2 separate regions of the Homo sapiens genome follow, and region 2 is linked to region 1. Evidence: chromatin loops called from intact Hi-C (ENCODE). Cell type or tissue: A673. All regions are shown on one strand. Links, peaks and the distances in the headings refer to the core of each region. The heading gives the core; the rest is flanking DNA.

Region 1 (5,381 bases), core at 99-5,098:
CAGTATACCTAATGTAAATGACAAGTTAATAGGTGCAGCACACCAACATGGCACATATATACATATGTAACAAACCTGCACATTGTGCACGTGTACCCTAGAACTTAAAGTATAATAAAAAAAAAAGGCAAATATAGACCTTAGTGAATGAGTCTGGGTCATGGCTGGATGGGAGAAATCCCAGGGTGAGCCAGCCCAAACACGCCATCCACGTAATTAAAAAAAGAACATGCTACCCCAATGGTCAGCCCTGTGAGAAACGCATCCTTCCATCCAGCTAAAATCTGCCCATGTCCATCTTCTCTGCTCAACACCAGTCCCCATGCATTGGGCGACAGAGCACTGTACCCTCCTGCATGGAGTGGCCAGCCACTGGGCTTCAGAGCCAAACAAACCTGGGCTCAAAGCCCAGCCCTGCCCCCCTGTTGTGTGATGTCCAGGACAGTGGTGCTAGTAGTTGATGTGCTCATCTGCCCCACCTCTGCCTGGCTGTACTCGCAGCTAGTACATGTATAGTATATAAGTGCCCGACTGTATCATTGTATGTTCCAGAGTGGTCAGGGTCAGGGTGGTCATGGCTGAGCTTTTTTTTTTTTTTTTTTTTTTGAGTCTCTATTGTCCAGGCTGGAGTGCAGTGGCACCATCACGACTCACTGAAGCCTCAAATTTCCTTCCGGCCTTAAGTGATCTACCTGCCTCAGCCTCCTGAGTAGCTGGGACTACAGACCTGGACCACCAAGCCTGGCTAATTTTTAAAAATATTTGTAGAAGTTGGGGGGGTCGGGGGGCTCTGTTGCCCAGGCTGGTCTCGAGCTCCTGGCCTCAAGTGATCCACTTGCCTTGGTGCTAGGATTACAGTTGTGAACCATCACACCCAGCTTCCTTGAGCTTTTATACAGAACTCGTCTTTGAGTTAGTTTCTGTTGTATGTTCTAGTTAGGGCATTATATTGATTTTTAAAATTACTATCATTCTGAATGAATAACAAATTGTGGTACATTCATACAATGGAACAGAACTCAGCAATAAAAAGTAATGTGGGGAGGTGGGGATGGTTAATGGGTACAAAAAAAAAAGAATGAATAAGACCTAGTGTTAGAGAGCACAATAGGCTGGCAATAATCAATAATAATTTAATTGTATATTTAAAAATAACTAATGGCCAGGCGTGGTGGCTCATGCCTGTAATCCCAGCACTTTGGGAGGCCGAGGCAGGTGGATCACCTGAGGTCAGGAGTTTGAGACCAGCCTGACCAATCTGGTGAAACCCTGTCTCTACTAAAAATACAAAATTAGCTGGGCCTAGTGGCACGTGCCTGTAATCTCAACTACTTGGGAGGCTGAGGCAGGAGAAATGCTTGAACCCAGGAGGCGGAGGTTGCAGTGAGCCAAGATAGCGCCATTGCACTCCAGCCTGGGCAAGAAGAGTGAAACGCTGTCTCAAAAACTAAAAAAAAAAAATAAAAATAAAAATAATTAAGAGTGTATAATTGGATTGTTTGTAACACAAAGGATAAATGCTTGAGGGGCTGGATACCCCACTTTCCATGATGTGATTATTATGCATTGCATTCCTGTATCAAAACATCTCAGGTATTCCAGAAATACATACCCTTACTATGTACCCACAAAAACTACAATTAAACATTTAAAAAGTAATGAACTATTGGCACACAAAGCAACATGGATACATCTCAAAATAATTATGGTGAGTGAAAGAAACCTGACCAAAAAAATACACACTGTATGATTCCGTGTCTAGAAAGCACTAGAAAATATAAACTAACCTATGATGACAGAAAGCAGATCAGGACCAGGCGTGGTGGCTCACACCCGTAATCCCAGCACTTTGGGGGGCCGAGGTGGGCGGATCACTTGAGGCGAGGAGTTCAAGACCAGCCTGGCCAACATTTGTACTAAATACAAATACAAATACAACATTTGTACTAAAAATACACAAATTAGCTGGGCGTGGTGGCAGGTGCCTGTAGTCCCAGCTACTCGGGAGGCTGAGGCAGGAGAATCTGTTGAACCTGGGAGGCGGAGGTTGCAGTGAGCCGAGATCTCACCACTGCACTCCGGCCTGGTGACAGAGTGAAACTCCATCTCAAAAAAAAAAAAAAAAAAAAAAAGGAAAAAAGAGAAGAGAAAGAAAGCAGATCAGTAGTTGCTTGGGGGTGAGAGGGAAGTAGAAAGGGCAGGAAGCAGGATCACCAAGGGGCAACAAGGAAATTTTTTGGGAGGATGGCTTTCTTCACTATCTTGATTGTGATAATGATTTCAGCTGTATACTAAGGCTCAGATATTATCAAATTGTAATCTCTAGGCAGTTTATTATATGTCAATACCTCAATAAATCTGCCTAAAATGTTCAAAAATTACTGTAATTACACAAAATACATTTTATAAAAAGGAAGTCATGAGTGGAGCATGGTTGAGAACCCCCCAGCATCTGGTAGATTCAGAAGTGGGGAAAAGCATCTCTCACTTCCGCTTTTTCAGGCCGGCGTGCTGTGCAATTTATCCAGTGGCCACTAGAGGACAGCAGCGACTCAGGTACAGGAAGTGGGCGTTTCAGGGCTTCAATACTTAGTATTCCTTGCTCTGTGCTCCCTATCCTGGGAGGTGGACATTAATACCCCCATAATACTCAGTTAGAGCTGAGACTTGGGCCTTGGTCTCTGGCTCCTTATTACGCCTTGTTGGTCCCCGAACACCGGGAGTGCAGGAAGGTCGCCCAGACTGGAGTTCTGTGGCACCATCTCGGCTCACTGCAACCTCCACCTCCTAGGTTCAAGCGGTTCTTCTGCCTCAGTCTCCCAAGTAACTGGGATGACAGGTGCCCACCACCCCGCCCGGCTAATTTTTGTATTTTTAGTAGAGACGGGGTTTTACCACATTGGTCTGGCTGGTCTCAAACTCCTGACCTCATGATCCACCCGCCTCAACCTCCTAAAGTGCTCCCAGATCTTTTTAAAAGAATGTCCTACTCCAGGGAGGCAGCAGCCATAGTTCCCTGTTATCTGCAGGGCTGATATGGAGGATTGCAGATGGCACCAAAGAGTTGTGGTTCTCAAGGTGACTTTGGAAGGCCTCCCACCTTGCCTGAAACCCACGATTATAAAGCAGGTCAAAGTTGTATCATCAGATGCTGCAAGTCATAAGTTAGCATGTCAGTGAGAAAATGACCTACTGAAGGGTCATTTTTATAGGAGAGAGGGAAAGGAGAGAAGGTTCAATTGAGGAGTAGAGAGACATGATGGTGGAGTGCCCATGGGGTGCTGCAATGGAAGCTTCCCCCAAAAAAGTAATCGTGGGCCGGGCACGGTGGCTCAGGCTTGTAATCCAGCACTTTGGGAGGCCAAGGTGGGCAGATCACTTGAGCTCAGGAGTTCGAGACCAGCCTGACCAACATGGCAGAACCCCATCCCTACTAAAAATACAAAAATTAGCCAGGCATGGTGGCGCACACCTGTAACCCCAGCTACTTGGGAGGCTGAGGCAGGAGAATCGCTGAAACCCGGGAGGTGGAGGCTGCAGCGAGCCAAGATCGAACCACTGCACTCCAGCCTGGGTGGCAGAGCAGGACTCTGTCTCAAAAAAAAAAAAAAAAGCAAAAAACAAGCAATTGTCAACATACATTGAGCCACCACAGTGTGTGAGGCATGATGCCGAACACTCTGTGCAGGGAGCCAGCTCATCTTCACAGCACTATTTTATTTTATTTTATTTTATTTTATTTTATTTTATTTTATTTTATTTTATTTTATTTTTTATTTTATTTTAATTTTATTTTATTTTATTTTATTTTATTTTATTTTATTTTATTTTATTTTATTTTATTTTATTTTGAGATGGAGTCTTCCTCTGTTGCCCAGGCTGGAGTGCAGTGGCGTGATCTCAGCCCACTGCAACCTCCACCTCCCAGGTTCAAGCGATTCTCCTGCCTCAGCCTCCTGAGTAGCTGGGATTACAGACACACGCCACCACACCCGGCTAATTTTTATATTTTTAGTAGAGAAGGGGTTCCACTATGTTGGCCAGGCTGGTTTCAAACTCCTGACCTCAAGTAATCTGCCTGCCTCAGCCTCCCAAAGTGCTGGGATTATAGGCGTGAGCTATAGTTCCAGGCTGACAGCACTCTTACTAAATAAGAGTGGTTAAGAAACTAAATGCAGAGAGGTTAAGAAACGCCTAACAGGCCTGGCATGGTGGCTCACGCCTGTAATCCCAACACTTTGGGAGGCCAAGGTGGGCGGATCACTTGAGCCCAGGAGTTCAAGGCCAGCCTGGGCAATATGGCAAGACCCCGTCTCTACAAAAAATTACAAAAATTAGCCAGGCATGGTGGCGTGTGCCTGTAGTCCCAGCTACTCGGGAGGTTTAGGCAGGAGGATCCCTTGAGCCTGGGAGTTCAAGGCTGCAGTAAGCTATGATTGCACTACATCCTGGGTATGAGAGGGACACCCAGTCTCAAAGAAAAAAAGCAACTGTGGACACACATTGAGCCCTTCTGGTGGGTCAGGCACGATGCCAAACACTGTATGAAGGGCGTCATCTCATCTTCACAGCATTCTTAATAAATAAGCTGCAGAGAGGTTAAGAAACGCCCAAAGTCACAGAGCTGGTAGGAGGCAGTGCAAGGATTTGCATCCAGATTTGACACTAACGTGTGGGCCTTGCTACTGCTCTATAGTACCTAATTAAACGGAAGTGTCCTTCTCGATTACTTAGTTCATGTGTTGAACTCGTTGGTGTTGGTAGCAGATGGTGAGTATTGTAGTTCAGCTTTCTGGAGAAAACTCGTCAGGCTTCAAGAGAATGTTAAGCATCCATGATGGTCTGGGAGGGAGGTTCCCTCTCCACCTCTTCACCTCTTCACATGGAGCATTTACAGTGTGTGAGTTTCTGTGCTAAGGATGATTCTTCCATGATGACAGTATCTGAAGTGCAGGTGGGCAGAGGCCAGCAACAAGGAATTGAGGGGCCAGTGAGGCAGCAATTCAGTGACATTGTTCATTTGCACTCACAGGGGTCTGTCACACGCAGCCCAACTCAACTGGAGTCCTGAGAAGGTGAACAGACCAGGATGGATGGCCAGGGAACTCACCAGAAGTCCCCAGGCATCAGAACAAGGTCGAAGCATCCTGGTGAGCAGATAACACGTGCCCATGTTTTGTGGGGGGAAGTCCTCCAGCAGTTTCTCCTTCCCCTTGGCTTTGACCTGGCCTACCTGGGATTATGCAGTTGGTTCTCCAGGTCAGGTGCCTCAGGGAGGTGACCCTTCCTGTTCTGGGTTCTGCAGAAGCCGACAGCTCTGGGCTTGTGCCCATCAAGCACTCTTCTGCCCATTTTATACTCTTGTGGACGCATGGTGGTGT
Region 2 (5,381 bases), core at 206-5,205, 74 kb before region 1:
TGGCCTACTATACACTTAGAGAACATGGTATAGCCTATTGCTCCTAGGCTATAAACAAGTACATCATGCTACTATACTGAATGGTATAGGCAACTAGTGGTAAAGATTTATGTATTTAAACATATCTAAACATAGAAAAAATACAGTAAAAATATAGTAGAAAAGATAAAAATGGTACACCTGTATAGGGCACTTACCATGAATGGAGCTTGCAGGACTGGAAGTTGCTCTGGGTGAGTCAGCGGGTGAAGGGTGGCTGAATGTGAAAGGCCTAGGACATGACTGTACACTACTATAAACTTCATAAACACTGAACACCGAGGCTACACTACATTTATTTTAAAGATTTTTTCAATAATAAATTAGCCTTAGCTTACTGTAACTTTTTGCTTTATTAACTTTTAAAATTTTAAAACTTTTTGACTCTTTTGTAATAACACTTAGCCTAAAACACAACCACATTGTAATTGTACAAAAATATTTTCTTCACACCTTATCCTACAAGCTTTTTTCTACCTAAACTGTTTTGCTAAAAACTAAGACACAAACACACACATGAACGTAGGCCCACACAGTGTCAGATTTGTCGGAATTACTGTCCTCCACCTTCACATCTTGTTCCACTCTTAGGTCTTCAGGGGCAACAACACACACGGAGCTTTCATCGCCTGTGACAGTGCCAACAGAAGGACCTGTTGGAGGCTGTTTCACAGTTCACTGGGTTTTTTTTGTTTTGTTTTGTTTGAGATGGAGTCTCACTGTGTTGCCCAGGCTGGAGTGCAGTGGCATGATCTTGGCTCACTACAAGCTCCGCCTCCCGGGTTCACGCCATTCTCCTGCCTCAGCCTCCTGAGTAGCTGGGACTACAGGTGCCCACCACCACACCCAGCTAATTGTTTTTGTATTTTTTTAGTAGAGAGAGGGTTTCACCATGTTAGCCAGGATGGTCTCAATCTCCTGACCTCGTGATCCACCCGCCTAGGCCTCCGAAAGTGCTGGGATTACAGGCGTGAGCCACCACGCCCGGCCCGACAGTTAACTGTTTTTTAATTGAGTAGAAGTACACTCTAAAATAACGATTAAAAGTACAGTACAGTAAATACATAACACTTCTTCTTATCATAAAAAATAAGTTTTTTTTTTTTTAACAGTTAACAGTTCTTGGCCAGGCACAATGGCTCACGCCTGTAATCCCAGCATTTTGGGAGGCCGAGGCGGGCGGATCATGAGGTCAGGAGATCGAGACCATCCTGGCTAACACTGTGAAACCCCGTCTCTACTAAAAATATAAATATTAGCTGGGTGTGGTGGCAGGCACCTGTAGTCCCAGCTACTCGGGAGGCTGAGGCAGGAGAATGGTGTGAACCCAGGAGGTGGAGCTTGCAGTGAGCCGAGATTGCGCCACTGCACTCCAGCCTGGGCAACAGAGTGAGACTCCGTCTCAAAAAAAAAAAAAAAAAGTAACATAGTTCTTATTATCAACTATTATATTCTTACTGGACATAATTGTATGTGGTATACTTCTATATGAATAGGAGCACTGTAGGTTTCTTTACACCAGCATCACCACAAACACATGAGTAGTGCTTTGTGCTAAGATAGGAATTCTTCAGCTGTATTACAATCTTATAAGACCATCATTGTTTATGTGGTCTGTCATTGACCATAATGTTATTTGGCACATGAATGTATGCTGATTGTCCAAGAGTTTCATCATTCAAAGCGAATTGTATTAAGCACCATACTTGGACTTGGTAAAGTTTTGCTTCTAGTCATGGCTTTACTACCAGATGCTTACATGTCACAGCTATTTAACATGAACCTTGACAAGAAAAGTCACTCAACATTTCTGAGCTTCAGTTTCTTGGTCTGTAAAATACAACATCATAGATAATCTTTTACTTAAAGAAGATGGCTTAAAAAATCAGAAATGTGTTCTCCCACCATTCTGGAGGCCAGAAGTCTGAAATAATGGTGTTAACAGGGCCATGCTCTCTCTGGAGGCTCTAGGGAAGAATCCTTCCTTGTCTTTTTCCAGCTTCTGGTGTTGTGCCAGTCCTTGGTGTTCCTTGGCTTGTAGCTACATCACTCCAGTTGCTGCCTCCATCTTCATATGACCATCTTTCTCTTTGCATCTGTGTCCAGATTTCCATGTTAGAAGAACATCAGTCATATTGAATTTAGGGCCCACACTAAAAGGCTCATCATAACTTTATTACAATTGCAAAGACCCTGTTTCCAAACAAGGTCATATTCACAGGTTCTGAGCGAACATAAATTTGGAAGAGAATATTCAACTCGCTCTAACAAGCCATGGAATTTCCCCCCAATGATATAGTCACATGCATTTAGTCTTTATGTAACACTATAATTAATAGAAGTTTTTGAGCACTTGTGATATGCCAGGCACTGTGCTAAGCATTTTACTCTCATTCACGATTTTCAAGATAAACAATGGAAGATCAGAGCAGTCAAGTAGTTTGTTCACGGTTATACATCCAAGTGAGTGCAGAGCTGAGATTTGAGTATCAGGGTGCAGAGCTATTGCTCAAGTTAGTAATCACTTTAAGTGCTTGTTGTTTTTTTGTTTTGTTTTTTAGTTACTGAAATGGAAGAAATTTTTTCTTATGTGTTTTGGTTAAGTGGGTTGGTGTTCATGTTTTCCCTGCTGCACCAAGATTTGCCAGTGCTTCCTGGGTTGTACAGGCCTTTTTTTTTTTAGATGAATCTAGATGATGGGCTGAATCTTGGTGATAGGCTGTTGAGTTATAATTTGTCTTTGGGTGGGAGATTGCAGGGATGGTGGGGCTTTTCTTTTTCTTTTTAAGGATTTACTTTGTTGCATGTTAACATTAATTTTCTTTAAGTGGCGTATTACCAAAAAAAAAAAAAAAAAGGTATTTGTGACTACTGCTAGGTGATTCTAGGATCCAGACGCCAGTTTCTGTTCTGTCAGAGGTAGGTATTACCTTCCAAGCTGTGAAGTGAATAGAGTCCCTTTTGGGAATAACGATTCTTGTTGCTCCCTGGAGAAAGAATACAATTTCTAGGAAGTCCTCTGTGCTACTTCTGCATGCGGTTGTGTTCTTTTAATTTTCATATTTTGTCAGCTTATTTAAAAAAAAAATCTCTTCCATGCTTTAGAAGGAGAAAGGAAAACAATGTATGTACCTTGAGTGTATACTAATTAAAGGTTTACTTATGTATGTTTGTTTAATGTTCAGAGTAAATCTTCAGAGGCTTGTAAAAGGCAGAACTAAATTTAAACTCAGGACCTTTTATCTGATTCCAAAGCATTTTTTTTCTAACATACTTTGCTGTTGTGTCCTTTTCATCATTTCACTGAAACATATTTATTTATTGAAAATTTTGTTTATTGAAATTTCACACCTGCTAAATAAGGGGAAAGAATAGGGACTAAGCAGGTTGTAAGAGACAGGGTCTTGCTCTGTTGCCCAGGCTGAGGTGCAATGGCCAGATCATAGTTCCTTGTAACCTGAAACTCCTGGGCTCAAGCTATCCTCCTACCTTAGCCTTGCAAGTACAAGCAGCTGGGACCACAGGCGAGTGCCATTATGCCTGGCTAATTTTTAAAGGTTTTTTTTGTAAAGATGTGGTCTCATTATGTTGCCCAGGCTGGTCTCAAACTCCTGGCCTCAAGTGATCCTCCTTGCCTTGGCCTCCCAGAAGCACTGGCTTGACCCTTAGGTTGTTTTTAAAAATCCCTTCTCCTGACTACTTTCTGAGATTACACAGCTGTAGTTGAGGATGGAAATGTTATTGAGGATGGGAGGTGGAAGAGCATTGAAACTTTTGAATACGGAAGGAGCTGAATGGGAACTGCAGAAGCTTAGGACACCTTTCTCTCCAAAATTTTTTTAAAGGTGTTGAGGTTCTCATCTTAATAGGGTTTTTAAAGCATTGTAGACAGCTATCTTGTTCAGGAAGCCCAGAGTAATTCTTGTGGAACTGGTCTGCAGTGGGGTCACTGGTTTATTTTGAGGTGCATAGGGAAGATTGACCTGATAGAGTGATGTAAGGAAGTATGTGAAATTGCCTGTTAGCTGTATTGCAAATACAGTTAAGAGAGGGTTCATCCACAGAGGAATCACTTAGGAGGTATTAAGGTTGCATGTAACTGTGACCCATTCCAGTTCCTTTGGTCCTTGTGTAAAGCAGAAGCTTGCTTCACCCTTGGAGTTTTCTAGGCCTGTGCAGCCTAAGCATGATCCTGGCTCTGACTCGGGACATGGCGAAGGAAAAGGAGACTCTTGATCTTTTTCTTCGGCTTCTACCGGTTGCTATTTCATAGTACAGCAGCCCTAAGTTTATTGGCACCAGGCTAATGCCACAGCTATTCAACACTGACCCAGTTTAAACCTGGAATGTTAGGGAAGCCCATGTTGGGGTAGCCATGACAGGTGTGGAGTAGAACATTATGAAGTTTTCTCAGCTAATGCTAACCTTTCTTTTCATGGTTATTAAACATGAGTAAACTTTATCCGAAATAAATGTTATTGTGGCATATGAAACATTGTATACAGAAAAGGGCAAAGTCATTAAGTGTATAGTTAATGAATAAGTATAGCTCAAAATACATTAAATATATTTTGGGGAATGTTAAGTAATTATGTAGACCTCCTCTGTAAAGCCTCACTTTCATCAGTCTCTTCAGTTAGGCTCTTTTCTGCTCTGACATCACCTTCTCTCAACTTCTGTTATAGCACTGTCATAATACTTTGTCTACTTGTCTGTCCAAGGCCAGATGAACATAAGCTCCTTATGGTAGAATATGTTTTATTTATTTTATTACTTGCTCCTCCCTCACCCACCTACCGGGATGGCAGCCCGGGGGTCCAGTCCATTTTCCACCACTGAGAGCATCTCCACTCACGCAGCTGCTCCCTCAGAGAATCACATGACATCTGAAGAGACAGATGGCAGCCAGATGAATGGGCAGGCAACTTCCCCCCAGCCAGAGTCCATTCCCAGCAAGCAGTAGGAGGTCAGCCCCCCTTAAACCACAACCGAAAGGCCTTTGAGGAACACGAAAGTAAAAATTGAGAGTGGATTTGAAAGAAGGAAGCAAGGAAGGAAAGCCCAGGGGGCTCAGTCCTTGGGAGGCAAGGAGTCCTGGGTGCCAGGGGTGGGTCCACCCCAAGGAGTAGGTGGTAAGGGCGCTTCACATCAAATGCTGCCCAGAAAGCCAGGGCCCTGTAGGATCTAAACCCGTAAGCAGGGAATGACAGGCTGATTCAAATACAGAGCTGTGGGTTCGAGGTGGAGGCTGCAGCTGAAGGTGGCAGGAACCCACTGGGACCAGGAAGCAGGGGTTCACAAGTCACATTCAGGGGCTGAGTCCTGCAGCACCCTCCCCCCAC

Evidence for each region. A loop is a pair of places that touch in the nucleus more often than their neighbours do. Peaks named below come from ENCODE experiments on the same cell type or tissue, not always from the same donor. Only the 100,000 strongest peaks of a DNase experiment are listed, where the experiment ranks them.
Region 2: it touches region 1 in a loop (9-fold over the local background); 5 of 110 quality-filtered maps call a loop at or near these places.

What each region holds. Positions count from the first base shown.
Region 1 is chr17:46,998,469-47,003,849 of GRCh38, reverse strand. It overlaps LOC101927060 (a long non-coding RNA gene), which reads left to right. Exons shown (of 9, transcript XR_243711.6): 7 at 5,033-5,150. It also overlaps a transcript of LRRC37A2 not described here. Among named protein-coding and RNA genes, the nearest start is that of RPRML, 22 kb to the right of the region's middle. In A673, for the core only: a CTCF peak has its summit at 2,524 (motif pointing right); a DNase peak (open chromatin) is centred at 2,539.
Region 2 is chr17:47,072,657-47,078,037 of GRCh38, reverse strand. The region is part of intron 1 of LOC101927060 (a long non-coding RNA gene); the gene reads left to right. LOC124904015 (a long non-coding RNA gene) reads right to left here and starts at 4,925. Exons shown (of 2, transcript XR_007065824.1): 1 at 4,837-4,925; 2 at 1,761-2,135. In A673, for the core only: no CTCF peak of the experiment used is centred there; no DNase peak of the experiment used is centred there.